Linked DNA regions of Mus musculus: all the other regions are linked to region 5. Evidence: chromatin loops called from intact Hi-C (ENCODE). Cell type or tissue: heart. All regions are shown on one strand. Region 1 holds the start of Amotl1 (angiomotin-like 1). Region 2 has its middle 5.8 kb from the start of Gm10706. Region 3 has its middle 9.2 kb from the start of Gm7607. Region 4 overlaps Panx1 (pannexin 1). Region 5 has its middle 24 kb from the start of Cwc15. Region 6 overlaps 1700012B09Rik (RIKEN cDNA 1700012B09 gene).

Evidence for each region. Peaks named below come from ENCODE experiments on the same cell type or tissue, not always from the same donor. Only the 100,000 strongest peaks of a DNase experiment are listed, where the experiment ranks them.
Region 1: a loop joins it to region 5, with 2.1 times the contacts of the local background. A loop is called at or near these places in 2 of 42 quality-filtered maps.
Region 2: it touches region 5 in a loop (7-fold over the local background); 37 of 42 quality-filtered maps call a loop at or near these places.
Region 3: a loop joins it to region 5, with 4 times the contacts of the local background. A loop is called at or near these places in 4 of 42 quality-filtered maps.
Region 4: a loop joins it to region 5, with 2.8 times the contacts of the local background. A loop is called at or near these places in 6 of 42 quality-filtered maps.
Region 6: a loop joins it to region 5, with 2.7 times the contacts of the local background. A loop is called at or near these places in 19 of 42 quality-filtered maps.

What each region holds. Positions count from the first base shown.
Region 1 is chr9:14,613,163-14,618,162 of GRCm38, forward strand. Amotl1 (angiomotin-like 1) reads right to left here and starts at 1,838. Exons shown (of 13, transcript NM_001081395.1): 1 at 1,572-1,838. The coding sequence starts at 1,620. In heart, no CTCF peak of the experiment used is centred here; DNase peaks (open chromatin) are centred at 1,089, 1,539, 1,879 and 2,503; H3K4me3 peaks cover 2,561 bases; H3K27ac peaks cover 3,174 bases.
Region 2 is chr9:14,696,196-14,701,195 of GRCm38, forward strand. No RefSeq gene overlaps it. Among named protein-coding and RNA genes, the nearest start is that of Gm10706, 5.8 kb to the right of the region's middle. In heart, CTCF peaks have their summits at 1,849 (motif pointing right) and 2,989 (motif pointing left); a DNase peak (open chromatin) is centred at 2,996.
Region 3 is chr9:14,651,290-14,656,289 of GRCm38, forward strand. It overlaps a transcript of Amotl1 not described here. Among named protein-coding and RNA genes, the nearest start is that of Gm7607, 9.2 kb to the right of the region's middle. In heart, a CTCF peak has its summit at 2,919 (motif pointing left); no DNase peak of the experiment used is centred here.
Region 4 is chr9:15,015,333-15,020,332 of GRCm38, forward strand. The region is part of intron 2 of Panx1 (pannexin 1); the gene reads right to left. Among named protein-coding and RNA genes, the nearest start is that of Panx1, 28 kb to the right of the region's middle. In heart, no CTCF peak of the experiment used is centred here; a DNase peak (open chromatin) is centred at 3,095.
Region 5 is chr9:14,521,938-14,526,937 of GRCm38, forward strand. No RefSeq gene overlaps it. Among named protein-coding and RNA genes, the nearest start is that of Cwc15, 24 kb to the left of the region's middle. In heart, no CTCF peak of the experiment used is centred here; a DNase peak (open chromatin) is centred at 1,914; H3K27ac peaks cover 263 bases.
Region 6 is chr9:14,762,209-14,767,208 of GRCm38, forward strand. 1700012B09Rik (RIKEN cDNA 1700012B09 gene) reads right to left here. Exons shown (of 4, transcript NM_029306.3): 2 at 4,649-4,753. Among named protein-coding and RNA genes, the nearest start is that of 1700012B09Rik, 6.3 kb to the right of the region's middle. In heart, a CTCF peak has its summit at 2,819 (motif pointing left); no DNase peak of the experiment used is centred here; H3K27me3 peaks cover 1,591 bases.

The DNA of each region.
Region 1 (5,000 bases), 91 kb after region 5:
TTTATGTCCTGTTCCACACATGACCACCCACACACACACACCAGGAACCCCAGCAAACAAGAAGTCTCTAGAACCAGAAGGTACTACATATGACACCCCCCCACACACACACACATATATCAGGAGCCCCACCATACAAGAGGTCTCTAGAACCTTCTATTCTATGTCCTGCTGGTTTTCTTTCTGTTCAAATCTATGCAGTCTGTTCCTTTGCTCTTCTTCCACACAGTTCAACCTAAGTACATTCTTATTCTAAGAACTTGAATCCCAGAGATCCTGAAGTACTGGGCAACACAACCTGGGCCCTGTGTGGTAGGCAGCCAGGGAGAATCTTAGCCAGCTTGGCAGGATCCACAGCCTAGTTTTGGAAGCAGGAAACCATGAGCGTTCCATACTTCAAGCCCTGACTTTTCACTCCCTGAAAGAGAGTCTTCTGGAATTGTAGCTGTTTAATATTACCCAGTTCTAGTTGTGAGCACTTTCGGTGAACAAGTTGACACTGTTTGGAGTTCAGTGGACCTCTGAGGCATGACATCCTCCACCATCACCAAGGACTTTAATAAGCAAAGCCCGCCAAACTTTAAGTCTTTGTAGGGAAACAGAACCATGGGCAGGAAGCAGAGGGGCCGAAGGACCAAATACCATCCAAAATGTAAGCATCAAGGCCCCGTGAGATCGAAACCTGTCTCCAGAAGCCGACGTCCAGGTAACCCACACACTATCCCTACTTAAAGGCATTTAGACAATACACCCACCACAAGAGCTGAAAGGCAAACATTTTCCAGGGGGAAAAAAGGAGGCAGAAAATAGGGGCACAGGCCCGGGATTCGTCTTCTGAGGTCCCCAAGCAGGGGACTTGGAGAAGGTGAGACCTCATCTCCCAGCCTGGCTACTTAAGGCTAACACCAGTGGGTCCCCTGCACTGTCAGGGGCCGTCACGGGCCGAGGTTCCACTTTCCTGTCTGCCACAAATGTCACGTTCCAAAAAAGTTCAACCAGCTCCCCCTTGGAAAGTTTGTGCTTCCTCCCGGAAACCAGATTTTTTCCAAGGCACTGCCAACAGGCCAGGGAAAGCCGGATCCTACCCCTGATTTGTGCAAGAAACTTGTTTGGGGAGAACAAAGAAGGCTCAGGGCGGAAAGGCCCGAGCCTCCGGGCCGGGGCGCGTCCTGGGGTCCAGGCTGGGCGCCCCGCGCGCCTTTGTCTGCGCCAGAGCAGCGGCACCCGCCAAGCCTCCAGATCCTCCGGGACCGCAACCTGCCAGCCACAGGAGAAATGCCAGTCCCGCGTCAGGGGCCCGCACGCGTACCCGAGTCCTTGGCCTCCCGTGGGAATCCCCCACGGGGGTACTGGGCACTCGGAGGGTAGTTCTGAACCGAATTCTGCTTTTTGTCTTGTTGAACCTTCTGGATCCCTCACAGGACAATCTGAGGCCCCAGCACAAATCTGGTTCACCAAGTCCCCACATCTGGTGCGGAGCTGATGTCAGCCTGGGCTCTCGGGAGCAGCCGCGGAGACCTCTCGGCCCAGTCAGGGGGAGCCCTCCCGGACCCCCGGCTTGAGCTGATTACCTCTAAGCACAGGCTCGCAAGGTCCCCGGCGCGACTTTGCCCTCCGCATGGGGCGATCATGGGACGATCCTGGCTTGGGCAACGCGGCGGCAGGGGAATGGCGGCAGGGGGATGGCGGCTGGGAGGCGCGGCGAAGGGTGCCTCTGCACTCGGGCAGCAGAGAGATGCCCCGTTCCCCCTCCAGTCCCACCCACCCCACCCCGCTGCCGGGTCCCTGGGCGCCCCGCGCTCCCAGTCGCCAGCGTGCTACCCAGGAGGGTCGCTGGTCTGATCCCTGTAACCCTACACTTCACCCCGCCCCGGCCCCGGCCGCGGGGCCCTAGAGCCCGTCCCCAGTTTCCCGTCGCCCCTCCCGGGATTTCGGAAACTGCCGGGACTCAGGCTGACGTGTCTCCCTGAGACCAAAAAGGGAGACTGGCTCCCTTGTTTTTGTCCCCTATCCGCGTTTGAATTCCTGTCACACTCACCATTTCTATCTGAATGCCTTAGAATCCTTTGCTGGAATATGCCTCCGAACTCCAGGCTAGGTTTGGTTTAGGACCAACTTTTCTTCTAAGTGGAATTTCCAGGTGAAAGCGATCCCCAGGCCCTAGTACTTCTATCAGGTGGGGCGGTCAGGATAGGAGGGGCTATGATGTGCTCCACTGAGGAACAGAACAGCTAGCTAAACAGACCTTCCTTACAGCCTTAAATGTTCAATGGCTTCCTAGGACTGTACATCCTGTGACCACAACCCTCAGGCTGCTATCTGCTCAAACAGAAGCAAAGAATTTGAAGTCTGTGACTCTGCCCCGCCTTCGAAATCAGACTTTTTCCCTAAGCAACGCTCCTTGCCCAGCCCTCTGCGAGGTTACACTCACTGTCTTCTGAAGCCATGCACTAGGACCTTTCTGGTCTGTCTTCTGAGAGCAGAGGCCAGTGGCTGCTGCCCAAGCCCCTACTTGGAGGGTTAGGGCATATCAAGGTTTCTGACGGTTGGCTCCTCTTTTCTCTCTTCTTACCTGGCCATGGGGGCAGGGGTCATGTCTGGCTTGTGCCATCTCCCTAAACTCACCCGCTCACCGCTTCACCCCCAGTGTTCCAGCCGGATTCCATGACAGCCCTCTGATTTCTCAGACAGAGGCCCAAATGTAATTGCTGAACTTATTTCTCAAGCACAGGCTTCGTTAAAGTCACCTGCCTTTGTAGAACACACAAAGCCAGGACGTGTGCACAGAAAAGAACAGGGCAGTAGGTCCCCTCTTGTTAAGAGTCTGGACAGGAGAGAGAAGAGACCAGCTCTGTGTAGAGGGGGAAGGGGCAGAGATCCGATGTGCAGGAAAAGGAGGCACTGGGCAAGCAAGCAGCAGTGCAGCCTGGAGGGAATTGGCAAGGTTTCTCACCAAGGGTGCTTGGCAAGAGCTGATAAATGAGGAAAGAGTTTTCACTGCAAAGGAAGAGACAACACGAGTAAGTGGACAGTCACAAAGTGCAGGGCTGGGAAGGACTGAACGGTAAACGTACACAGCTTCCACTTGGCTAGTGCGGAAACTCCCACCCGGCTGTGCAAGGACTTCCCTAACGGCACAGAACAAGTTCAGTAGCAAAGCCAAGGGTGGAAACCCATTTGCTTCCTACCACACAGCGTCAATGCTGAGGGCCAGCTCAGCTGACTCTGTGTCCTACAGTCATCGAGGTGTCAACTGCTTCACTGATTCATCTGGGATGTGACAGACTATAGATATGGAGAAGAGATATGACTGGGAGTGGGGGGAGAGGGCTAGTCTACACATCCTAACACCTCTACTCTGTTCCCCCAGAAGGGAGCAAAACTGACCAGTTACAAGCACCAACTCTAGAATACAAACAAGTGTGGGTCATGTCACAGCTTAGTTTGGTATCCTAATGACTTTGGACAAGTTACCAAATGTCTCTAACCCTCAGCATTCTCCTAAGCAAACGGGCCAAGCTAGCAGCAAGTCATGCAAAGAAGTATAAAGTGTTCTAGCTAGTCTTAACTGTCAGCTTGACACAGCCTAGAGGCATCTGACAAAGGAGTCTCAATGGAGGGACTGTCCGAATCAGACTGGCTTATGGGCATGTCTGTGTGAGAGCTGATATAAGAGCTCAGCCCACTGTGGGCAGTACCATTCCCTAGGCAATTAGTTCCATCTGTATTATAAAGTTAGCTAAGCATGGCCTGTGGGGCAGCTAGCAAGCAGCATCCTCTATGGTTACTGCTGTATTTCTGTGACTATGAAGTGAGTTCTTCTGTCAGAGAAACAAGCAAGCCAACCTGCCTTTAGATTCCTGCTTTATGTCCCTCAGTGGTATGTCGCCGATAAGATGAAATAAATCCTTTCCTCCTCTGTGCTGCTTTTGGTCAGAATATTTATCACAGCAACAGAAAGGAAAGTGAACCATATGGACTCAGTAAATTTATGTTACAAATACAAAGCAGAATGTACAATTAAGCATGTATCTGTTGATGTTTCAGTTAGCCTCCCAGAAACCCTGTGAAATGGACAATTTTAGACACTTGCGGGAAGCAAATGAGGTATGAGCTTGGAGAGGAAGTAGATATCATTTCTCTGGCGATATCCAATCAGAAAGATCACAAAATTTCGAAGTGAGGTTTTTCTCTTTTCTCTAAGAAGGCTATCCTGGCAGAGGGTAGGGGGTGGGCAAGCAATAGATTTGTGGCCCAAGGCACAGGAAAGGGCCCTTCTGGGAAGAATGAGTCATGAGCACAGTTGAAAGACTGGTTTGAGGAAAATGTTAAGTGACTTACTATCTTCTGGGGGGAAAGTTGGGGACAAAGGTGTAGAACAAAAGAGAAAGGTGGGATTGTATGAACCATCCTACAGGAAGAAAGCAGCTTGCAAATGAAGCAAGGTCGAGGAAGAGATAGGGGAAGCAAAAGGCATGGGGAAGCCCAAAGGCTGTCCTCCATCCAGCGCTGTCCTCTAGTCCAGAGCACATCTCTAGGCACAGCCTGCAGGCATTAGAGTCCTCTGAGCTCATCAGGTGCATCTCACCTGCATTCCTCAGGCTGACTCCAAGTGGCTGGATCCATGGCAGCCTAGGCAGGAAGCCCAGCTGGAGGCCAACTCCCTTGACCCTATGTCTCAACCCACTCAAGTGCTACTAATCTCTACCTTGAATGTGGAAAGTGAATGTCCTTCTAGTGAAATGTATCTGAATCTATTGCTCAGAAACTATTGGCTGAAAGAAGAGGATGCAGCTCCCACAAGGCTGTCTCTATAACGTTTCAAAGAATGTTTAGTTGAAGATTCCAATGTTCCATTTGAGCCAAATAGAAATAAGATATAATGATGATGGTGACAGCAATGATGATGAGTTCATGGTGGTACAAGTATAGACTGGCAGAGGCAGGAGGATCGCAGCAAGTTCTAGTCTCACATAGAGAATACTAGTCCAGCCATGATG
Region 2 (5,000 bases), 170 kb after region 5:
TTTTAAAAACAAACAAAAATGCAAATGACCAGTTAACTTCAATTTGTATTTACTTACTAATCCAATAAACACATGAAAGTAATGCCAGTAACAAAAGCCATCCTTTTTGGCTTGGTGGAATATGCAAATTCTACCATAGTACCATCCTGGGAGCACAGTACCTGTGGCATTTTAGGGAGAAGCTGGCAATGTATATTAACAGCTTCTAATGTATTCAATGTGTAGTATAGTACCAGCCTCTAGTGTATTAGCATACATACATATGAGAATAGCTGGAGCCATGACTCAGGACTTGAGAGCTCTGGCTACTTTTGCCCGGGACCAAGGTTCAGTTCCCACCACCTACACAGCAGCTCACAAACATCTGTAATTCCAGTTCCAGGAAATCCAATGTCCTCTTCTGGCCTCTGTGGGCATTGCACACACATGGTGCACAGATGTATGTGCAGGTAAGACAAATCACACATAAAGCAATATTAATAATAAAGATTAATTTTTTAAGTATTATAACTTTTTGACTTGGTAATTTGTCTTTTAGAGTCCTAATCTAAGGAAGCCATCCCAAATCACATGGAGAGAAAAACTGTATGCCATGTTCCCATAGCAAGAAATAACTTAAAATACAACAAAAACAGAGAAAAGTATTTGTTACATTTACACAGTAAGTTATTAGTCACTAAAACATGCCTACGGAAAATCTGCAATCAAATAGAAAACTATACATACTATGACTTTATTTTGATAACAAAGTTTACAAAACTACATGTGCAGTATACCTAAGGGAGTGAAGTCCAAGTGTTGACCATGTTCACTGGCTAATACCAATGTTGGGGACTTTTTTTCTACTGTTTTTTTTTTCCACATGTTGTATAATGTCCATCTATAATTTTCATAATTAAAGGCTAATGGTTACACAAACAAATCAAAACTTCAATACAAAGTACATAGGAAGGGTCTCTATCTTCTCTTTTATCTACTCTTTATCCTTTCTTCATTAGAAATGAGTCTTCTCTTCACCCTTCCAGAAACAGCGGCCGGCTTGTTCTTGGCCGGTGTGCACTGGGTCAAATCGGTGTGCCAAGCACAGGTTAATATGAGCAACAGAACCCTGACATTTGACAATAAGCTTCAAGAGCAGATGACATTTCGTGTTTGGGATCTTGAAGTGAGCTAAGATTTATGAGTCAATTTTCCCATGGGAAATTGCTAAATTAATTCCCTGCAGTTAGAAGGTTATGGCATCCCATGGTAGAATGTTTCTTTTAGATTTCGTGTTTTGATTAGTAGGCATTTTAAGACTAAAAGTGCTTTTTATTAAAAAAACAAGATTGGCATCACAAAGAGAATTGGGTCTCCCAAGCAGTAGACAGGAAGACAGAAACATGTCAGGGAATCAATGGGGTGGGGCCATAGGAAGAAGAGGTGGAAGAGAGCCTGGGCAAGCACCCAGCTGCCACCAGTAAAAGGGGACAGGAAAGAAGGAGGAGCGGTAGACAGAGCCAGAAATTCTAGCACATCTCTGAGATAGACTTGGCCACGTTCAAGAGTACTCAAGGCCGCGAGATGGCGGAGTCTTCCGCTGGGAAGAAATGGTCCGAGTCTACAGCCTCTGTTCTGTGCCACATGGAAGGAGCCACAGTCACGATGTCGCTTTGTCATCTTCATTCCTCCCAAAGGTTTTAAATAGAAAATGAGACACGATTACTGCACCTCCATGGCACCCACAGGAATGTATTTAAAGTATGTTTTCTTCCACATCCTTCCAATCCCCCATGAAGGTGAAATTCTTTGCAACCCTGTGTTTAAGCCACGTTCATGTGTGCTGTAACCTTCCTTCCCAGCTGGTGGCGCTATTGTACAGGGTTGTGGAACCTTTAGGAGGCAGGGCTTAGCTGAAGGAAGTGGGTTGCTGGCGAGCTAGGACTTCCTGTCCTGTCTCTGCCTCTGAGCCATGGGTACAGAAGAGAGCCACCAGCCTCTCCAGACACTACAGTTGAATGCCTCCCCATCCAAGACACCCTGATCCCCTCAACTGTGAGCCAAAATAAACCGGTCCTCTCTTTAGTTGCTTAGTGCCACACATTTGGTCACAGCAATGAGAAAAGAAACTGATAAGTATCTAGAAAAAAAAGTGGCACTTTAAGCAGAGTTATGAGATTTGAGTCTAGCACAGTGCCTGGCATACAAGTGTGCTGACTAAAATGTGTCATCCGTTCACTGATCATCTGATCTTATTATGTGGTTCTCCTTACTAAAGCCAGCTACATTATCTTTGACGTCTACCGCTCTTACAATAATTCTACACAACGGGCATAGGGATTTTTATAAGATCTGAGGCTCAGGGTGACTAATTAACTCAAGGTCTCATGGCTGCCAAGTGGAAGTTCTAGGACTCAAACCCAGTGCTGCGCTGAAGCTGGCTGCATGTTTCTTTTCTCTTTACAACCAGCAGCTTTGATGAGATGCTAGTTAACTTAGGTGACGGTCACAGCAGGAGAGCCAGAATGGGGCTTATTGTAGCAACTGCCTGAAGCCTGGTAGCATTACTGGGATGTGGCACTTTTAAAACCTGGCGTTAAAAACATTTAGATGCTTAGGCTTCATCCATGATCAATGAAATCACTATGTGTGTGTGTGTGTGTGTGTGTGTGTGTGTGTGCGCGCGCGCGGGGGGGGGGGGTGATGGTAGCTAAATGGTAGAACAATTGCCTGACACATTTGAGGCCCTGAGTTTGACCCCCAACACTGAAGGAACAGAACAAAAAGCTGTTTCTGTGGTAAGGTCTGTCTCCCGCAGTGTAGACCACTCCTCCTCATGGTGAAGACAGTGTAAGAGAGTAAGAGGAGCCTACACAACGCCCAGCCTGTTGGAATCTGAATTTAAGCACAGATTTCATAATCCTATGCTGCTCTCTGGAGTTAACTCAAAGTTGATTCTCTAAGCATTGCAGCTCCCAGCACAGTAAAGGACAGTGTACATGCGCCCTCTGGTGGATCTATTCAGAAAGGCACCCTCGACAGGGGCAAAGCTGGTTAGACAAGGGACATAGACTTCATGCACACTGATTAATACAAGGCATCTGGTTAGATAGGCCTCTAGCCCACCCGTGCTGGTTCGTTTAATCAAGTCAACACAAACTCGAGTCACCTGGGAATCAGAAACTTCAAATAAGGAATTACCTCACCCGATTAGCCTGTGGGCAAGTCCGTGTTTTCTTGATTAATGATAAGATGTGAAGGTGACTAGTCCACTGCGAGCAGTGCCACCCCTGGACAGATGGACCTGGGCTGCATTCAAGGAAGCTGAGAAACAAGCAGCAGCCCTCCGTGGTTCCTGTTCCTGCTCCTGCTCCTGCTCCTGCTCCTGCTCCTGCTCCTGCTCCTGCTCCTGCTCCTGCTCCTGCTCCTGCTCCTGCTCCTGCTCCTGCTCCTCCTCCTGCTCCTGCTCCTCCTCCTGCTCCTGCTCCTGCTCTGTGGTTCCTGCTCCTGCTCCTGTTGAGTTCCTGCCTTGATTTCTGTCAGTGATGGAGTGTGATCAGGACATGTCACCCGACGCCTTTCTTTCCCAAGTTGCTTTCACTCATGGTGTTCATCACAACAGACAGCAAACTCGGGCAACCTTAAAAGCTTGACAGAAGGACACTATGACACAGATTGCCATTGCCTTGTGTCTCTGAGGACTCCTGTATATGACCCCAGCTTCCTCAGGAGGAGCTCACACATGAAATCCCTGCAAGGTTTTCTCAGTTTTTCAATACCGTGCATTAAGGCAGGAGAGAGTTGTGGCTTCTCTCTCAAGTCCGTTTGCATGACATGTTAATCTCATCAACTCTGGCTAATCTTGTGACTAATCCATAATTTTATCAGTTGCCAAGTGTTCAATACAGTCTAGTCATACAGCTGTGGATATTAAATGTGAATGCCAGGCTTGACAGTGGTCTGACCAGAGCTCCCCAACACAACTCAGGAAAAAGTTTTGGCCTTGTGTGGTAGTGCTTACCTGCATAGTGCCAGTACTCAGGAGCTGAGGCAGGGGTACTGTTACAGGTTTTAGAGCAGCCTGGATTCCATGACAAGACTGTCTCAAGACAGAGAAAGGAGAAGGTAGGAGAGGAAAGGAGGGAGGGAAGAAGGAAGAAGGGGAAAAGAACAACAAACGAATGTTTTTAGTGCAATGTGACAATACTGCTGCCTGGTGTCCCTCAGGTACCTGGCTCCTCCTCAAGAAGGCCTCAAGAAGACCTGCATGCACACACATGCATGCACACACACACACACGCACACAACTTCCTATGACCTTACACCATGGGAAGATTTTGGAAATAGTCTTTCCTTCTTCAAAACTTTTCTCTTCCCTCTGTCTACACTGTCATTCCTGGGGCATTCTACTGTGGTTCACAGTGGGGTTCCTCCATTCCACATCAGGACCCCAGCAAGGGAGTGCTGGTGAGAGGGGAGACTCTAGCAGAGGAGGAGTGCTGGTGAGAGGGAGGACTCTAGCAGAGGAGGAGTGCTGGTGAGAGGGAGGACTCTAGCAGAGGAGGAGTGCTGGTGAGAGGGAGGACTCTAGCAGAGGGGGAGTGCTGGTGAGAGGGAGGACTCTAGCAGAGGGGGAGTGCTGGTGAGAGGGAGGACTCTAGCAGAGGGGGAGTGCTGGTGAGAGGGAGGACTCTAGCAGAGGAGGAGTGCTGGTGAGAGGGAGGACTCTAGCAGAGGGGGAGTGCTGGTGAGAGGGGAGACACAGCAGAGTAGAGATAAGTAGTGGTGCAGGAGAGGCCAGGAGGACACCAAGTGGTGAGATGCTGTAACACAACATCTGGCTGTAACACTTTGCAAAGTGAAAGCCTCAACACCCTTGAATGAAGCAGATCTGAGGCAGTTACTGTGCTGAAATTCTAGTTAGACCAAGGAATGTGTCCATGGAGCAGAGCGTATAAAGAGAATGGAAGAGAGGTGGTAGCTGCAGAAGATAGATGGATGCTTTAAAAAAAAAAGATTTA
Region 3 (5,000 bases), 130 kb after region 5:
CGGAAGATCCATTCCATCCAGCTCAGAATAACCCAAATAGAGAAAAAGAGATACTTGGGCTCCTAACATTCAAAAGGTATAATTTAGTAGCACTTAATGTTTGGGGAAAAAACTACATGAACATGTACTGTGGAGACATTGGTTTTTGGATGAATAAAAGGTAGAGAAGCATTGGAAGGACAGAATCCTCTTCTGTCTGAAATGCTTGACGTCTGAGCATTGAGCCAATTATTCTGTGCTTCTGACTTGTTTCTGAGAATCTTCCTAACATCATAGAACTAGGAAATTTCAATAACTTGAAAAACATTATTTAAAACTAGCTTCTCCAAATGGGTAGGGTGTTTTCAAAGCTATGGTATAATTTATTGATGTTAATATTTTAAGTATGCCAATAAATAATTCACACTGCCACTCTCTAGGGAGCTATGGCTACAGGCATATTTTTAGGAAGCCTAATGAAGTTAAAAGTTATGAGGTTCTCTACTAAACTCAGGCTTTCCATTTCTAAAGCTGGTCCATGGAGGACCAAGCCAGGACTCTCTCCATCAGGACCTTCCCATGCAGACTAGTTCCTGATTCCCTTTCTTTTTAGAACTTTAACACAGTCCATCTTCACTGGAGACCACTCCTCTCACAAGATGATGGTCTACCACATTAAGGCCACCTTCTCAGGACAAAGCCCTACCCTTATCCTTACATTCTCGCTGGGAGCACAATGAGCAGGCTGACTCAGGCAATGCTTGTTGAGTAGAGAGTGGTATACTATACTCTCAGCTGAGAAACACAGCTCCTCATACAAGACAGGTAACCTGCAGTCAAAACAAATCTCTCTCACTAAAACCCACCAGCTACATGTCCAGATACAAGTTAATGAACAAAGGAAAAAAAAAGTGTTTGAAGAGGCCGGAATTATCTGTGTTTTCTTAGTGTATTGACCCAACATGAGACTCTTCCCCAAACTCAGTTTTTCCAGTATGCGAAAGGGGGCTCACAAAATCTCTTCTCCCTTCCTGAGCACAATTTTGGGAAAAACAGACATCAGCTAAAGAATATGCAAAACAATACACAAATACTCAACAACTTGTCAGTCTTAGCGAATGTGTTTATAGACATCACTCCATAATCAGTATTGCATTTCAACTTGGCTGCTCAAGCTGTGAGACAACAGCCTGTGGGGGCAGGGTAGACATAGTGGCTAGCAGTAAGGGCTTCGGGGATAGCTCTGAAGCTAAATCCCACTAGTATCAGTGGTCTTGGGCAAGCTAACCTGACGAGCCTGATTTTTTTTTTTTATTTCTAACATTGAATCACAGCACATGCTTGTCCGGTCACTGTAGTAATCAACTGAGAAATGTCTATAATGTGCCCAGTGGAAATCCTGACCACATTAATAAATATCAACCATGGATGGTAGCCATTGTTCTTGGTTGTCATTGGTAACACTTGAAGAGTATCTTGGTCCTTTTTTGTTCCACATAGAGTAAGCATGAACTGTGAGGAGCTTTTGAAGGCTCTCATTGGTCTCTGTGATGGCTCCATTGGCTGATGGCTAGGGTACATTTCTCTGGAAGAAGATCACTGGAAAAAGTGGGTAAGAGTGCAGCTGTCCTGTGTGCCAGTTCTCAGATGGAGAAGGGAAGCCAGCAAAGAGCAGCAGAGGTGAAGAGGCAAAGGGACACTGCAAGAGCTTTCTGGGGAAAAACCATAAACAGCACCAACTGGACACGGTTCCAGGAGACCACTGCAGAGGATTAACTGTCTTAGAGAAGGCACTGAGCTGAGGCCAGGGAGACAAAGAGCCAGATGAGAGAAACTGCCACAGCTCTGATTACAAACCAAAAATAGAGTGTTGGCAAGAATAGAGCTTAGGCTATGGTGCATCTTGACATATTTGAGTTGGAGGGGAAAAAGTAAGTTACCATCCAAAACAGCCCTATAAGGTCCTTAAATAATTTTGAATTCTCTAATCGTTGCATACTTTAGCAATCGCGACTGAATATAACGGAGTGGTTTAAACTACAGCCATTTGTGTCTAGCAGCTCTGGAGGATGAGGAATACTAGAGAAAGGTGCCAACTGATTGGTTACATGTCACAAAGAAGGCCCTTTGCCACTCACTCCCTGTGTCTCACAAGGTGGAGAGAGACAGGAAGCCTCCATCTCTCTTCCTTTTCTTGCAAGAACCCTCATTATCATGAGCATCCCACCCATGACCTCATATGAATCTATCCCCTCCCCAAGGCCCCACCTTTAAATTCAACCACCAGGAGGGCTAGATCTTTGCCAAAGGACTTTGAATTTGGAGAGAACCAAGCATTCAACTTGAGTCTACTCATTTTTAAAAAATTAAATTAAAGTAATTTTTAAATTACTTTTAAATTTTAATTTAATCTCTCAATTACAGGTGAAATGTTTTTTATTTTCTTTTTCCATTTCCATGTATTAATATGGTGTTCATGTGTGCATATGTATGTTCACATGTGTGTAGGTGCAAGTGCCCTTGTGTGTACCTGCGCATGGAGGTCAATGGTGGTCAGAAGAAAGTCTCTCCACCTAACCCAGAGCTTGCAAATGTGGCTCGCCTCTCTAGCCAGCTTGCTCTGAAGATCCCTGAATCCATCAGAGGCTGCAATCACAAACAGGCTGCCACAACACTCATCATTTTCTGTGTGTTCTGGTCCTCATGCTTGCACAGCCAGCTCTCTAAACACTAAGCGATCTCCCCTGTCTCCTAATTTTAGTAATATAATTTATTTACTCTACATAGTCAAGATAGTACTATTATATGCTGTTAATATAAGACATTGTTGGGCTGGAGAGATGGCTCAGAGGTTAAGAGCACTGTCTGCTCTTCCAGAGGTCATGAGTTCAATTGCCAGCAACCATATGGTGGCTCACAACCACCTGTAATGAGGACTAGTGCCCTCTCCTGGCTTGCAGGCATAAATGCAGGCAATACCATGTACTTAATAAATAAATACCGTGTACTTAATAAATAAATGAATCTTTAAAAACAAAACAACTTATCATATTAAAAAAGGCATTGTTAATATAAATGCCTTATGTTTTCACATCTCATTTTTCACAGCCCCCTGTACATTTTCACGTCACAGTGGACTGAATTATAATAGCTACACAAAGCCAATATTCAAAATTAAGGGAAAAATGAACACTCTCACCCCGCCCTTTCCTGCTGAGGAGACCTCTGAGAAGTCTAGATTCTTGCAGTCAGAACAGGACTTTGGAGACGAATCCCAGACTTCCCCCAGCACTGGGAAGTTCCGTACTCCAGCTCATGCACTGAGTGCTGATTTAATGCATGGCTTTAATTGGCTACGCATGGCACAAGTTCTATCCACACGAAGGAAGCCCACCTCTCTGCTCACTTTCTTCATTCAATCACATGGTGGCTTGATCATTCTGTTTCTCCTGCTCCCATCATCCCTCGGGCCCTGCCAACCATAGGGCCACATACATTCGAAAAATGGATTTATTCCTATAATCACTGTACTGACCGGTTTTGTGTATCAACTTGACACAAGCTGAACCTACCACAGAGAAAGGAGCCTCCCTTGAGGAAATACCTCCACAAGATCCAGCTGTAAGTTATGGTCTCAATTAGTGATCAAGGTGAGAGGGCCCATTGTGGGTGGTGCCATCCCTGGACTGGTAGTCTTGGATTCTATAAGAGAGCAGGCTGAGCAAGCCAGGGGAAGCAAGCCAGTAAAGAACATCCCTCCATGGCTTCTGCATCAGCTCCTGCTTCCTGACCTGCTTGAGTTCCAGTCCTGACTTCCTTGGTGATGAACAGCAGTATGGAAGTGTAAGCTGAATAAACCCTTTCCATCCCAACTGCTTCTTGGTCATGGTGTTGGTACAGGAATAGAAACCCTGAGTAAGACTGTCACCCAGTGCTGAAAATCTCACCCAATCAGAGGTAAGCCAAGAATATAGAGACAGGATCAGTCAGGATGAAGAAGACATCAGGAGAGACGCGCAGAGTGGAGCAGAGAGGGAAACAGCTACCCACAGTAGAGGTCTAGCCCCTTCAGGGAGGAGTCTTTGGTGGAGAGTAAACCCACTAGGTGAGCTCTTCAACCTCCTTTGAGACCAGGCTTCCAGCCACGTTGTTAGAACAAAGCGGCTCTCCAAATAAAGAATCTACCGTACCTTCTGATGCCAGTCACAGTGTGGGAATACCCCATTGTCAATTTTTGGTGTGATTTCTCAGGGTCATGGCTAGGATAGGCTCTTTATATCCTCTTATGTGGAAGGAGCTAAGCAGCTCGACCTCGGTGAATAAAAGGCCTGTCCCAGAACTGCACATGTACATAGTGTGAGCACAGTTTGCCCCACTTCTTAGTGCTTATTTGAGTTTAGTTTCACATCAACACAACAGAGAAGCTAGAGAGTGCTCTGAACTGTCTTTCCAAATACCCATAATGCTGAGACTGCCTCGCCATGGTGGTCTTCCGGGGACCCTTATGTGCCTCCCCTTCCCTCCAGCAGAGTTTCCCATCTTCTGTTGTGCATTAGAACTTTCTAGGGGACTTTTAAACATGTTAAGGTACTGAATGTGAGGCAGAGTATGGGACGTCTGGGGGCAGACTCCAGGCTTCCACGTCTCCTAAAAGCTCCCCAAGCTCTTTTAATATGGAGGCACTGAGGCACAGAGTACGTCCTCCTACAGGCTTAGGGTTTGAGCAGACATTATCTTCAATTATATAAGAAATGCAATAAAATGCTTTTTGTTGACTTTAAAGAACATAGGTGTTGAATATGATCAAAAGGAGAGATTCCACTAACCTGTGACACCCCAAAAGTTCTCTCCACGTGCAGCTGTTACTATTTCTTGTTTTAATTTCCAATAATTACCTCAGCACATGCAGATGTATATGTGGATGCACTTTTTTGTTTTATTTTTTTCAAGACTGGGTTTCTCTGTGTAGCCCTGGCTGTCCTGGAACTCACTCTGTTTGAGACCAGGCTGGTCTCAAACTC
Region 4 (5,000 bases), 490 kb after region 5:
ACATCCCCACAATGGCACACTGGTGTGCAGGCTCACACTGTCTGAGCAACAGCAGTCTAGTCTGGTGGCGCCCACTCAGGGATCCAAGCCTGCCCAGAATCTTGAAGGATTCTGAGAACACCACTTTCCTGGCACTAACCCCAATGTTAAAAGTTCTACTCTAGCAAGTGTGGGTGGGGTTCATTCCCGGGTTTGTACATATTCCAGGTAATGCCAGAGGTTTCCAGTGAATCCTCCAAGTCTCTATGACTCTGCTTTAGAAAAATATTTTGCCCACTTTGTTAAGTATTTTCTATTCTTTCCCGTTTTCTTTTAAGTGCTCTGTTTCAGAGAAATCTGATTAATCTTTGTCCATGATGAGCTGAACGAGACTAGAGAACAGAGTTCAAGCAGTCTTAGAGCGCCCTCTGCTGGTATCCTGGATGCACTCACTTGCCCAGCAAAAAATACCTGCTCTTAGTGCCAGGGGTAGCCATCAGCTGTGAAAAAAGCAGGGGTAGGAGTCCAGAGGAAGGGATAAGAGAAGGTCAGCCTAGTCAACAGGGAGAATTGACAATGCCAGTCCATGGTGACAGACACTTGAACATTACCCTGAAGAATGTCTCTGGAGTTTAGCTGGCACTGAATTGAGACATGCTTACACACACCCTGAACCCCTAGTCCCTTGAGAGCCATGCCTGGTGGACACACAAGCTAGGCGGCTGCCAAGAGCTGAGGAATGGGAGTTTAGTGGACACTGAGCTTTGTCTGGGAGGTCGGAGCTCAGTGGATGGATATGCAGAGGACTGTAAGCTGAACAACAGGAATTAAGCACGATTAGTCACTCAAAAAAGTGACTTAAAAAGACTGTTCTGAGGAAAGGGGTTTTGTAATCTGAAAATTCTCCCATTTCTTCTATTTAAAGCTATATAAGATCATCCTATTGCATTGTTATTTAACATGTAAATTGTACCACTATAACATATGTTTACTGTTTTTTTAAGTTTTAGATTAAACATATTTCTATATTTTATTTTTACAAGGCAAAAAACTGAAAAACATTCCGTGTGGGAATATAGCAGCTATGATTACTGATTTGTGCCCAACTCCAAAGCCACAGCTTTATGTCCAGTTGGCATGGGCTACTTCTCTAGTTAGGGAACAATCTTGGAAAAGTATATATTTTAGATTTACCTAATTTTTAATTATGTCTATGTGTGTGAGAGTGTGTGTATTAGGTATGTGTGGGGGTCGGATCCCCTGGAACAGGAGGTACAGGCAGGGGTGGATGCTAAAACTAAGAGCCTCAGAGACCAAGGTCCTCTGCAGACCAGAGCCTGCTCTTAAACAGTGAGCCATCTTGACTGTAAGCCCTGCTCATTTCCGGGACTCTCACAATCAAATCCCACACACTGCAAGGCCGTGGACAATGAGTCTTTTCTCTGACTGTTCTGTAGGCCAGTCCTACAGAACTCCCTCCGAAGGCCCTGGGGAGGCCACCTCCCCCACAAGTGTCCCCACATTCTCTCCCCTTGACGTGTGTCTATGTGCAATTTTTCTCCTCGTAAGAGGACACCATCAGCTCCAGGGTTGGTCCTCATAACTCACGACTGAATCTCTAACAAACTGTTCAACTCAAGTCATACTCTCAGTATACAGGGTTAAGATGGCAACATAATCTTGGGTGACAAAATTCAACCCCTGCCACCACACCCATGTCCTTCATCTTGGTCTCTGCCCCAGAATAGCCCTGGAAGCATCTGGCTCACCCTACTGTACTGACAAGCTTATATGTACAGGATAATCTGCCCTTTACTCCTGCCTCTCAGTGCCACTGCTCCCCAGAGTCTGTCCTCAGTAGCTTTGACTGTCAGCTTGACACAGCCTATAGTCACCTGGTGGGGAGCCTCGGATGAATTCACTTAGAGTGGCCTGGAGGTGTGTCTCAGGGGCAGGGGCTGTCACTATTACTAACTGATAGGAGGAAGTAGCCTATTGCAGGCAGCACCACTCCCTGGGCAGCTGGTGCTGAGCTGTGTAAGAAAGCTAGGTAAGTATGAGCCTGAGTGTGAACCAGAGTGTGAGCCAGAATGTGAGCCTGAGTGCGAGCCCGAGTGCGAGCCTCAGTGAGAGCCTAAGTGCGAGCCAGAGTGAGAGCCTGAGTGCGAGCATGAGTGCGAGCCAGAGTGCGAGTCTGAGTGAGAGCCTGAGTGTGAGCCTAAGTGCAAGCCTGAGTGCGAGCCTGAGTGTGGGCCTGAGTGTGAGCCTGAGTGAGAGCCTGAGTGTGAGCCTAAGTGCAAGCCTGAGTGCGAGCCTGAGTGTGAGCCAGAGTGTGGGCCTGAGTGTGAGCCTGAGTGTGAGCCAGAGTGTGGGCCTGAGTGCAAGCCAGAGTGTGAGCCAGAGTGTGGGCCTGAGTGCAAGCCAGAGTGTGAGCCAGAGTGTGAGCCTGAGTGTGAGCCAGCAAGCAATGTTCCTGGTCTCTGCCCTCATTTCCTTCAGTGGTGGATTACGACCTGCACATGAACCACATGAACCCTTTCCTCTCCATGTTGCTTTTCCTCAGTATCTTATCACAGGGACAGAAAGGAACTAAAGAGACACCATCCCTTCTACACCCTCGGTCTCACAGCTTCCACACATCACCCTGACAGGTGCCCCGAGTGGGCGCCACCAGACTAGACTGCTGTTCCTCAGACAGTGTGAGCCTGCACACCAGTGTGCCATTGTGGGGATTTCTACTCAGACCTGCAATTCCATGTCTAGTTTAGTTTCATTTCTGTTGCTGTGATAAAATACTTGGACAAATTTAATTTATAGGAGAAGTGGCTTATGTCAGCGCCCCAGACACCTGGCATGCTACCCCAGTGGTTGGTCAGCTGCTACCACAACACATAAGCATAAACACAGTGCCTGTCTTCCTGGGGTAGCTTTAACAGTGACTGTGTGGCTTTCAAGATCTCTTGGTGTCACCTTGTGATTGGCTGTGTGGTATCAAGCCCTGTGTGCTGTCGGCACGTTCCCTTCTCAGAAGCGCCCACATCCTTCCGCTTCTGTCCTGACCAGAGCCTTCCCTGAGCCTGACTGGTGGTCTCCACGCCTCTCCTCTCTGACACACTAGGCTCTCCCTGCTCCCCTCCTGCCGACCAGAACCCACCTCTGTAACTGGCGAGGCTTCCCCTGCCTCTCCTCTCACCACTAACCACCACCACGACTTGGCTCTGAGGACAGACTCTTAGAACCAAGCATACTGCCAGGCCCACGCAGCGGCTCCCACTGGTCCAGCATTTGCCATATGCCTGTTTGGCAGTCACAGATCCTACTCTCCATAACCCTGCTTCCATTCCACTGTGCCGTGGCCACCCTGCTTCCCAACAGGACGAAGCATCTCCGGGAAGTGCCTCACCCCACACTCCCAAGGCCAGTGGTTCTCAACCTTCCTGATGCTGCGACCAGTTTTACAGTTCCTCATGCCATGGTGACCTCCAACCATAAAATTATTTTGTTCCTACTGCATAACTGTTATGTGGCTACTGTTATGAATCATAATGTAAATATCTGCTATGCGACTCCCCCACAGGTTGAGAAGTGCTGCCCTAGGCAGTCCTGCTGGGTTGTTAGCTCAGCATCTCCATGTGGTCTCCAGCCTCTCAGCCACCTCGTTCTCGTGACTCACGGGACACAGTCTTCCTGGTCACACCCTTCCCTCCTGTCCACCCAGCTGTGTGTAAGGAAGGCACATTTTCTGAGAAGAACAGAGCCAGGTTTTTTGTTTCTGTTTTACCAATCACTACTTCTATACACTCACTCTTCACCCACAACCACCTGGCTGTCGCTTCACTAAAGCCCTGCAGCGGGAGCACTGAGGAATAACAGATCCAGTGAGTTGGGCTCCACTCGGAGAACAGCTGAGGGACAGGAGAACTCACGGCTCTGTCCCTGGGTTTCTGGGAAAACCATGCTTTATCTTTTCTGTCTCTCTTTCTAATTCAGTTCACCACCAGGGAGAATCTGAGAATCTGAGACGCATTCTGTGGCCCACTGCTGCCAAGCAGAGCATGAGGGCCCTCGATCAACATCAGCTAAAAGGAACTCCATGTCGCTGTCTGCAGCTAGGAAACCTGATTCCTCCAGCTCCCTGAGACAACCTCCATGTATCTCAGTTCCTCGAGCCCACTGGTAGTAGTGATGGGTCTGATCAAGACCTCCTACGGACATGTTTCTGTTGTGAGTTTTCTCTGGATTTTCCTCATTTGTGGTATGTCATATGTGTATAAATGCCAAACACCCTGCATAAAGAGCCAAAGAAAGCACACGGGTGATGCTCTAGACGATGTCCCTTTCCTCCAAGGGGGGGACTCAGCTTCACTCTGGCAAACATGTAACTTAGAGACATCGTCAATGTCCAAGTAGTCTCATTGTCCAGGCTCTGAAATGACTCAGACCAGTACTCTAGTCCCTGAAATGACTCAGACCAGTACTCTAACCTCTGGGAGGGAGGGAGGGAGGGAGGGAGGGAGGGAGGGAGGGAGGGAGGGAGCCCCTTACTCCCAGCTAAGCCTGAGGGTTGACCAGGCAGGTTTCTTCACTTTCTGTCCCCAGTCCTAGAGCCTGGTAAGAGCTGGGATACTCAGAACCGCCATAGCAAATGAGCTCAGCTCCAGAAAGAGCCTCAGACGCTCATCCCAGCAGGTCCCCTTGACTTGCAGACCTGGGTTCTGTTTGTGCAGCCCCAGACTACTCTATGACCCCAACATCTGGAAAAAAAAAACAAAAACAACTGAGGGTTTCTCTTGCTCCAGTGGTCTTGTGGCAGCTCAGGTCCCTGCCAACCCTTACCTTAAGCAATCCCTGCTACAATCTGAGGCTCAGCCAATGCCAACTCAGACTGGCCACAACTTGGCATTTCCACAATGACAATTTAACATGGACTTAAAACTACAGCAGCACAGACCGAGATTTACAAGGCTTCCTGTTTTCTGCAAGCGTCCACCTGTGCTGAAGGTCCTTACAAGATGATATGC
Region 5 (5,000 bases):
TGGCACTCTGCCCTCCATCAGCAGACAGAGGCAGCTGCTGTCCCAGCACCCTTAAGGGATAAACCTTGTGATGTTTACACTTGATTATCAACATGACTGGATTGAGGAGATTAGGAAAGCACACCGGGTGTGTCTGCAAGGATGTTTGCAGAGAGGATTAATTAGGGGAAAGGAGTCACTCTGAATTCCAGCAACACCAGCCCAGAAGCTTAGGTGCCTGGCTGGAATAGAAAGACAGCACTGGGACGCAGCTCTTGCTTGATGTTTCCTGTTTCCTGTCAGCCATGAACTGAGTGGTCTCGGTCACCAATCCCCACCTCACCACAGGCTCAAAACCCATGGAGGCAAGGACTGACAAGGGAAACCTTTGAAACTAAGGCACAAAGTAAATAGTTCTTCCCTGTAGGCTATTACGTGAGGACTTCCCAACCTTCAGCTCTACATCCAGAGACGTGGGCATATGGAGACACCCAGGAGGTTCAGGCTGACTGGAAACCTCACAGCAAGCAAATTTTGCTCCAGCACCCACTCGGTTTGACCAAGGCTTTGATGGGGTCACCATCTCCTTCTTCCTGTACAGAATCCTTCAGCACAGCTCATTTCCCAAACTCTACCTCAGCACCCAAGATCCTAGTTCTGTGGCATGTGTTCTGTGTGTGTCTCTTCTTGCATTCAACCCACCTCCACCAACAGCACAGTCCAGCCCCCTGACCGAGCCTGTTGGTGGATGAGGCTCCTTTTGGTCTGTTCAGGATTCAGTAAACTCTTAACATTTGGTACATAACTTGGGTTGAATTCACTAGAAGATCTTCAGAGAACATGGGGTTGGAAGTCATTGTATTCACAGTGAGTGAACACCCCACCACCGGAGAAGTCAAGGTCCATGAAAGGAAAGCAGCAACTCTAGAAATCATAACAAGCCTTAGAGAGAAGGCATTATAGGAGTGGGTAAGCCATGTAGGGAGGGGAGGCAGTGACAGTGTGGGGAAGGCCACATAGGCACGGGCAGGTGGGGTCGGCATGGAGCAGAAGGTAGAGGTGTAGGGTAGGCAAAGAAGAGATGAGGCAGGCAGTGTCAACACTGGGCAGGTGGTGTAGACAAGAGGAAGGTCATTAGTAAATGATGTTATCTGCCCAAGACACTTGGAGACATCTTTCTGCAGACATATATCTAAAGGGGGGTTAAGGCAATGGAACCCTTAAGAACCCTCTTTAGAAAGATTTATGGTGTGTGTGTGTGTGTGTGTGTGTGTGTGTGTACATGAGTATGGTGCCTGTGGAGGCCAGAGGAGGATCCCGGAACCCCTGGAGTTAGAGGTGCCAAGAACTCTAGTCTGTAAGACTAGCAAGTGCTCTTAACTGCTGAGACTTCTCTCCAACACTAAAAATGCTCTTACACCCAGAATGGAAACTGGTTTTCTGTGGGCTGAGGAGCAGAGAACACACACACACACACACACACACACACACACACACACACACACACACATACACAGAAAGAGAGAGAGCTTCCTGGCACTCATGTCTTTTAATACCCAAGGGCCTCTTTGTGACCATTTTAGGTTCACTCTTCTGTAAGTAGTTTGCAGCCACAGGGATACTTCTAGGATGATCTCTTTGCAAGAACAGAGACTAGAAAGCCAGATGGCTTTTCCCTCTCTGTACAGGCCCTCCTCTTCTCCTCTGTTCTTGTGCTCCAGCAGCTAGACTTAGCACATTTCTGCTCAGAAAATGTAATTCTGGAGACCCAGGCCTGTCCTAAGAGTGTGAGAGCTGTGGAAGCAGCACCAGAAGCAAATGTCTACAGTCAGACATGAGCGTTGAAAAGCTTCCAGGAGTATCAGACATTTACCCAGGCTCCTCCTGCCTAGGTTAAGCGCCCAGAGAAAGCTGTGGTCATTCCCCAAGTTGGCCATTAGGTGGCACCCCCATCGCCAAGCAAGAGCTCTGTCGGGCTCTCATTTCATGTAGAGCAATGTCAAGACTTCCTACCACTGTCACAATGTCCAAAGGTGGAACTTCTTTCCCCTTTGACTGGAGGAGTTTTATTAAACACACACAAACTTTTCAATGCTCATTATAAAAGCAATGTTTCTGATTTTCCTAATAAAGACTAGTCACTATTTTACATTTAGCTCACCCCTAGAAGGAAGTTAAAAGTATGGTTAGATCTTTAGCAACACAGACTTATTTGGGAAAGAAATGACACAAAGAAGCCTATCACTCTCGTCGTGTGACAGACCACAAATAGGAATTTTGCTCTAGATTCCCGGCACCCAAGGGACACACCTGTGGGAATGGTCACTTCTTTCTCCACAGTGGAGCTGTGGGGAGAATCTGGAAGTGCTACACCCACCATATAGCAAATCCAGACGCTAAAGGGCGCCATTTGAATACAGCGTCCTCATGGGCGATGAGCGATGTCGGGAGACTTGAGCTTGCTGAGGGTTTCTACAGTCCTGGAGTCAAAGCCTTCAGCATTCCTTCTGCCTTCTGAACAGACGTTACCCTCACATCACACTCCGCATCCCCACTTGAACTTGGAGGCACTCACGTTGTCCTCGAATGTCTTACTTTGTCCTAGTGTGGAGTCCACCATGTACCCAGTGTTATATCCATTAGCATGTTTGCTTGTTTTTCAAGACAGGGTCTCACTCTGTAGTTCTGACTGTCCTGGAACTCGCTATATGGACAGGTGGGCCTCAAAATCACAGAGATCCTCCTGCCTCGCTGGCCCCAGGAGTGCTGAGATTGAAGTATGCGCCGCCATGCCCGGCACCAGCCTCTCGAGAAGCAACCTTGGGTTCCTGGTCTCTCGTTGCTGGAGCTCCATGAAGGCCTAGGCTAGCGCTCTCACCTCTGTCTGCGGGATACTGATCTTAATCTGGCACTTCACAGAACCTAAAGCATTTACACCAGGGTTCCAAACAGCTGTATGGACTTCTCCAGTGCGACCCGAGGTGTGGGTTACACTCTCCAGCTCAGGCTCTTTCTGACATGCGTCCACCACGCTCCCTGAAGAACACATGGTGAGTTTTCCGTTGTTCTGCCCTTGATCTGAGCTCTTGTGCCGCTGATGATGTCTCTGGCCAGAACACGGCTCACCTTGCCTTTCTGTCCACTCGTGAACTCCGCCACAGGAAAGCTCCTGACAAGTTTCTCAACTTATTCATGGGCTGGCCCAGGAGAAGAAGTAGAATGGTGCAAAAACAAAGAAAACAAAACAAACCCTCACAATATAGCATTATAAACTTTAAACCCCCAAAAAGATCGTGGCTAGGAGTCCTCAACAAACTGACAAAGTGTCAAGAGAGCCTTATGGGGTGGGAGTGCTTCTGGGATGCCTTGGAATTCAAAGTCAAGTCTCTCAAGCTCTCAAAAATGAGGGCTGTTCCTAAAAGGCGTTCAGAGCCACAGATCTCCGGGGGGGGAAGACTATACTTACTGAGGTAGCTTGCAGGCCAGCCTAGGGTTCAGATGGTGAGGCCTTGGGGGAAACAAGGCCACAGGCCTGTCCTTGTGCTCAGAGCCCACTCAGGGTTGGTACTTTGAACATAAACTTGCTCATGCTTCAGGGCTCACCCATATCTTTTCCTCACATACCTCTCAAGCTCACAATGCTGCCTCTTTGTCAGGTGGGTGGGTTGCCCAAATCCCTGTAACCACAGGGGTCCCTTAATGAATTATTAGGAAAGATTTCAGTGTGCCTTCAGGCTCCATATCCAAGCACTACTGTTACAGACTTCAATTCCTTGGCTGGAGCACCTGGGTCCAACTGAAGGGAATGCAGGGCCAAGAGGTCAGCTCTCCACAGTGGTGGGGGTGGGGGACTGTTGCTCACCTCAGGAACTCCCAGAAGGCATGCTCCTGTTGGTAGGCTCCTTGATTTAAGTTCACTGTCATCTGCAAGCCTTGGCATTGAGAAGCCTTTCCCAAGACCAGCATTCATTAATTACATTCAGAATTTCACCCTAAAACTCTTTAGAGGCAAATTTCCAAAGAATCAGGAGGCCTGCTCAGTCATTTCTGAAAGCAGGCATGTTGAAGAGAAAGGAAAAAGGAAGTGGGGAATAGAAAATCCTTTGGAAGAATTAGGTCTCTAACACAGGAGGAAACAGAAGAGCAACACCAAAGCTGAATAAGTTCTGCTTCCACTGTGACGAGAGACATGGATACAGAGAGCTCCCACTTAGCCCTCCCGGAGGCAGCGCCATTGGACCACTGTCTCTGATTTTAACACTTCCATTGTCTCCCAGCAGGAAGAACTCTTCTCCTTCAACTTGAGTACCATTTCTTTCCTAATTTCTTGTCCAAACCTTATGAGTAATGGGATCTGGGGTAGGAAGTGGAAGTTGTGGGGGGCAGCAGGAAAGAGGAAGGAATGAAAAGAAAGGTGTGTTTTCTCCATTCTCATGGTACTGAGCCTCAGACCACTCAGCTAGTAAGTAGTAGTAGAAGATTGACAAGAAGGTCAAGATTTACCCAGCTGGACCATGTATGGTAGAGCAGCTTACATACTACCCAATTACAAGTGAAGAGGTCAACACGTAGACACATTCCTCAACCACTGGCTACCTGCAGACAAGAGAAGTCCTTGCCACCTCATTCCCTAAAGACCAATCAGTTTAAAAGTCACACTGTTCTGCCAATCACATTGTGCCTAATGGCTGCTGCCCTGAAAACTGTATAAAAAGCTCACTGAACAGGCTGTGTGGGATTGTTCTCTCTCTCCTTCATCTGCAGGGTGACCCCAGAATGCTGAAACAATAAAATCCTTCTGCTTTTGCATTGATCCCCCACTCCACATTGTTCACTCAGAGGGTCTTCGGCAAGTTAAGGCTCACCAGAGTCTTACATTTGGTGCATTGGTTGAGAATCAGACCTCTATGGGGACACACCAGAGTGGTGGATCTGAGGTCTCAAACTGGTACTGCAGTTCTTATTTGTCTTGCTGCTTGTCAAAGTCTGAGTCTGTAAGTTGGTTTGAACTTTTGCTTGCA
Region 6 (5,000 bases), 240 kb after region 5:
ACAGTGCTGAACACCTGGAAAATGGCGTCTGCACTGTGATCTACAGATGGCAGGTCTCGAGTCCTGAGAAGGGTGCCTACACAGCAGCACGTGTCTAAGTGTTGCTAATACTTTGTACTTTGAATCCCAACATATCCTAAAAACATCTGCTTAGCTATTGCTTTAACTTCTGTGCTGGCTAGTATTATGTCAATCTGACACAAGCTACTCATTTTCAAAGAGGACCCTCAACTGAGAAAAATGTCACCATTAGATTGGCCTGTGGACAAGCCTGGGGGAGAGGACATTTTCTTGATTGATGACATGGGGGGGGGCAGCTCACTGTGGGTGGTACCAAACTTGAGCAGGTAGCCCTGGGGTATATAAGAAAGCATGCTGAGCAAGCCAGGAACCAGCATCCCTCCACAGCCTCTGCATCACCTCCTGCCTTGACTTCCTTTAGGGATGAAGTGTGGCCCTTGAGTTATAAGCTAAAATAGACCCTCTCCTCCCCCAGTTGCTTTGTTCAATGGGATTTACCACAGGAATAGCAATGACAAATTTACCCACAAGGAAAAGCACAGCCCACAGTGACTGAGTTAGTGAACTCAGGTCAGTTGCTGTGACTTGTTATATGGTTCTGAACACATGTGAGCATCTTATTGCTGAATATTCTCCTGAGAGCCAGCAGCAGCTCACCAATGCTTTCATGACACTTGGTAACTCCCTAAAAGATTCCACAGAAAGCAATGCCCAGAGGGAACACAGTCTCTGGGCTCAGAGCAGAGTGGGGCTTCAGTCCCAGCCCTTCCACCATCAACTGAGAGACACCGAACAAGTTTTATTAACGCGCTGGCTTTGTTTCCTTAGATTTGAAATGGGGATAATAATACCACCTTGAGGATTCTTCTTGGATGTGGATGGGATGCATATAGAGTGCTTTGTGTTTAACAAGTGGTTGCTGTTGTTTTCGAAAGGACAGTGATTTCACTGTCAAAGGGTGAACTCCTCAGAGTCTATCTGCAGAGGTGCAGCCCTTGGCTAGCCAAGCTGAGTGCTACCATAGCCTCTCTCACACTGGCTGACACTACCTATCAAGATGAGAGTCAGCCTCTTTCTAGGTTCTTAAGTATAGACTTCACAGTCTCTTTCTGTCAAGATCTTACGAAGTCAAAGCCGTTCTTTGAATCTAACCTAAATCTTCCCCTCCCATTCAAGCCAGTCTCCTCCTCTGTCCTCTCTAAAGAGAAAAAAGGCTCCTCTCAGGTTCTCAAAGGCAGGTGACCATAAATATTTGCCCTAGAAGATCTAGCAGGTAGAAAGCAGTTTGCAATCTAGAGCAGGGCTCTGCACATCTGCCACATTGCATTGGATATGAAAATGTTGTGAAGGCCAACTCTCGTTGCGGTCTTCCTTTCTTGCTGTAGTCCAGGCTAGCCTTGAACTTATGATAGAGCCAAGAATGACCTTCAACTCCTGGTCTTCCTGCCTCTACCTCCCAAGTGATGGAATTTAATTTAAAGCAATAAAAAAGACCCTGTAGATGTTTGAGTATGGAGGTGATCTGATTAGTCCTATAGACCATTCTGGTTCCTGTGCAGAGAGCACTTAGGAGACCACAGTGGAAGCAGCCGCAAGCCCAGCTTCTCTCGGGAGAGGAGAGGGATGGAGGAGGTCAAGGGAACAGCTGGGGAAACTTAGGGCGCATCCACACATGGAGTCAGCAAGTTTAGCTGTGGTCTGAAGTGGAGCTTAAGGGCTTGACTTCTAAATGTTGCTCTAATCAAGTAAGTGGAGTGTGTGCTACTTCTTGGTGTGGGGAAGACCCTTGAAGAATGGGTAAAAAATAATCTGGGTACAGAATTAGAGCTCTCTTTAGGATGTATTAACCCGGGGAGCGGGGGAAGAGTCGATCAGACATCCATTTGGAAGGCAGCTATGCTCACCGCTATACCGCCAATGCAACCAAACATCCAGTTGGAAAGTCAAGTAGGCTCCAAGATTTGAGGAGGGAAAACAAAAGCAAGACATTTTGGAGTGGTTATCATTCTAGAGCGTCTGAGAAAAGGACCGGGATGCTGAATGTAGTCGCACATGCTTTGATCCCAGCATTTGGGTGGCAAAGGCACGTAGATCTCTATGAGTTTGAGGCCAGCCTAGGCTACATATAGAGACCCTAACTCAAACAAGGGGGTGGGGTGAGTTATCCATATTTTTGAGGCCAAGTAGAGGTAGAGAAGAAAGGGAGAAAAGGGTGGTAGAAAGATAGGAGCTGAGCCAGGGGAATGGAGACTGCTGGTATTTGGGCCATATTGAGGCCTTGAGAACGGAAAAAAGGAGTGGGACCCATGCCAGGTCCCACTGAGGGCATGGATACGGTGGGGAAATCACAGGTTTTGGCCTTCAAAGAAACTTTTTGGTTTTGGGGACCAAAGTGTACTTACAACAGGGAAGAGAGAGGAACAAAAGATGAATGACACGCAGGTAACCCCTCCATGTGCACTCATTCTTAGCATCTATAGATAGCAGCTGTAGCAGTTGAATGCTGCACATGGAGTCTGGGCTGTGTGTGATAATGTGTGTCTTCTGAAGGAGAAGCTCCAGCGGTCTTCAGGTTGTTTGCACACCCTACTAGAAGGTCAATGGCCAGTTAGGGATTGCCTGCACGAAGATCAATGGCCAGCTAGGGGCTGTCTACACTGCAGTGGGCAAGAATCCATCGCTCTCCCTGGGTACTAGGTCCCTACGCTGGAGGACCCCTTTAAAGCAGGACTTTATACCAATTCCTACTCTGAGACTTTTCTAGGCGAAATAGTGCCTTTGTGCGCCCTCTGGTGGATACCATAAAATGCAGCCCTCGGTAGCTTCATGCTAAGTGAATAAAAATATTTACAAAAACAAATGTTTCTTTCCTATTCTCTTAGGCTGTCTCACATTAAAATGCACTCAGCAAGAATTATACAACACACATTTCCTCCTCAGAGAATGGCAAGTACATTATTTAGTTTCTATGTGGTCCTTCGAAACAATGAAGCTAAATCTAAACTATTATAATAACTTTTGACAGAAGTTGCTTAACCACCCAAACCATATTATCCATAGGCCTTTCTACATCTACTCACAGCATGTGGAGTAGACTTAAAGCTTTTCTTGAAGATGCTGCATGCCATTGATGATATAGTAAGACCTCAAAGCAAGACCCATGGCTGATTAGAAATGTGAAAGGGACTAGATTCTGGATGACACCTTGAGGTTGTCAGCATCTCTCATCAGACCCCACCTTCCCAGAACAGTCCTCTCCAATTGCCAGTTCTCTGAACACTGTACTCAGGCTCTCTCACTTATTTTACTTTTCATTAGTATTGCATATGTGCATGAGGGGTGTGTGTGTGTGTGTGTGTGTGTGTGTGTGTGTGTGTGCGCTGTAGCATGCATGTGAAGAACACAGGACAGCCTTGTGGAGTTGCTTCTCTTTCTGCGTTTATAGGATGTGGTGATTAACTCACCTGTCAGCTCTACACAACCTAGAATCACACAGGAAGAGTCTCAATGAGGGATTGCCAAAATCAGGTTGACCTAGGGGCGTGTTGGTGCGGATTGCCTTGATTATGCTAATTGATATGCAAAGACCCAGCAGATTGGGCAGCACTGCCCCTGGGCTTGGGGTCCTAGACTGAATTAGTGTACAGAGGGCAAGCTGAGCCATGAGGTTGCATTTTCTCTGAGGGCAAACTGAGCTATGGAGTTGCATTTTCTCTCTCTGCCCCTGACTAGCTTGTCTAACAGTTTCATGTTCCTGCCTTGACATCCTGCCATGATGGAGTGTGACCTGGAACTGGGACTCAAGTAAGCCTTCTCCGCTGAAGTTGCTTGGTTCAGGGTGCTGTACACAGGAGCACGAAGGAGATTTGGGACTCGTAGGTTCTAGGGTCTGAACTCAGTTGAGTGGGCTTTCTTTCACAGTGGCACCTTAGCCAGGAGCCATCCTGCTGACCTGCTTGTTTCTCCTAGAAAATTCAAGACCCCATAAACATTCTAATAAAAAACCTGATTATAAATATTCTCCCAGTGATCAGTTGCTGAAAGGAATCACAGGCACATAGGGCCAGTCATCCCAGACTTACGTCTGAGTACAGGCATCACGTCATCCATCTTGAGAGCTGTCTGTACCCAGTTGTAGCACTCGTGTGCCCTGTTTTGCTGAAATGAGATCTTTGGGTGATCTGACGTGGTTTAGTGATTCGAATTCTGCTGTGACAGTAGTTGCCAGGGACGGGCTCTGCATAAGGAGCACCAGTCACCTGAGAACTTGGTAGTCTAGGCATCCAGGTACAATGTATCATGTGGGAACCCCTGACATTGAGCAAATATATATAGATGAGTCTGAAGATGTTACTGTGTGTCCCAAGCATGTGAAAGAGTTCTACTTACGATTAAACAGAAGTAAGTATCCAAAAGAGTGGACAGCAAAGCATGTGTTGAAGATTTAGTTCATTTTCCTCTATATGTGGAGGTATATTCAGACACAGGCCAAACAAGCATTCTAAGGTTTCCCAGGACTTACTTCTTTTGGTGGTTATTGTTTCATTACAAATAAAATAACCAGCCTGTCATCAAACAGACAATTTCATATTCATTTAGCAAACGTACTTCCTTGAGGCAAGATTACCTGTAGGTGGGCTTTTCACATGGCATTCATCTCTCTTGATTGAAAGTTCTTCTTCCAAAACCTCCTTGATTCTCTTATGCGGTTCACAGTATAGAAATGTTTTCCCTGTAAAGACATTGACAATGGATTTATCACCAACTCTGCCTTCCAGCCATCATTCATATATGAAAACTGTATTGTGTGTGTGTGTGTGTGTGTGTGTGTGTGTATTAATGGTATGTCAGGGCTGGAGTGATGGTTCAGCGGTTAAGAGCACCGACTGCTCTTCCAAACGTCCTGAGTTCAACTCCCAGAAACTACATAGTGGCTCACAACCATCTCTAATGAGATCTGACACCCTCTTCTGGTGTGT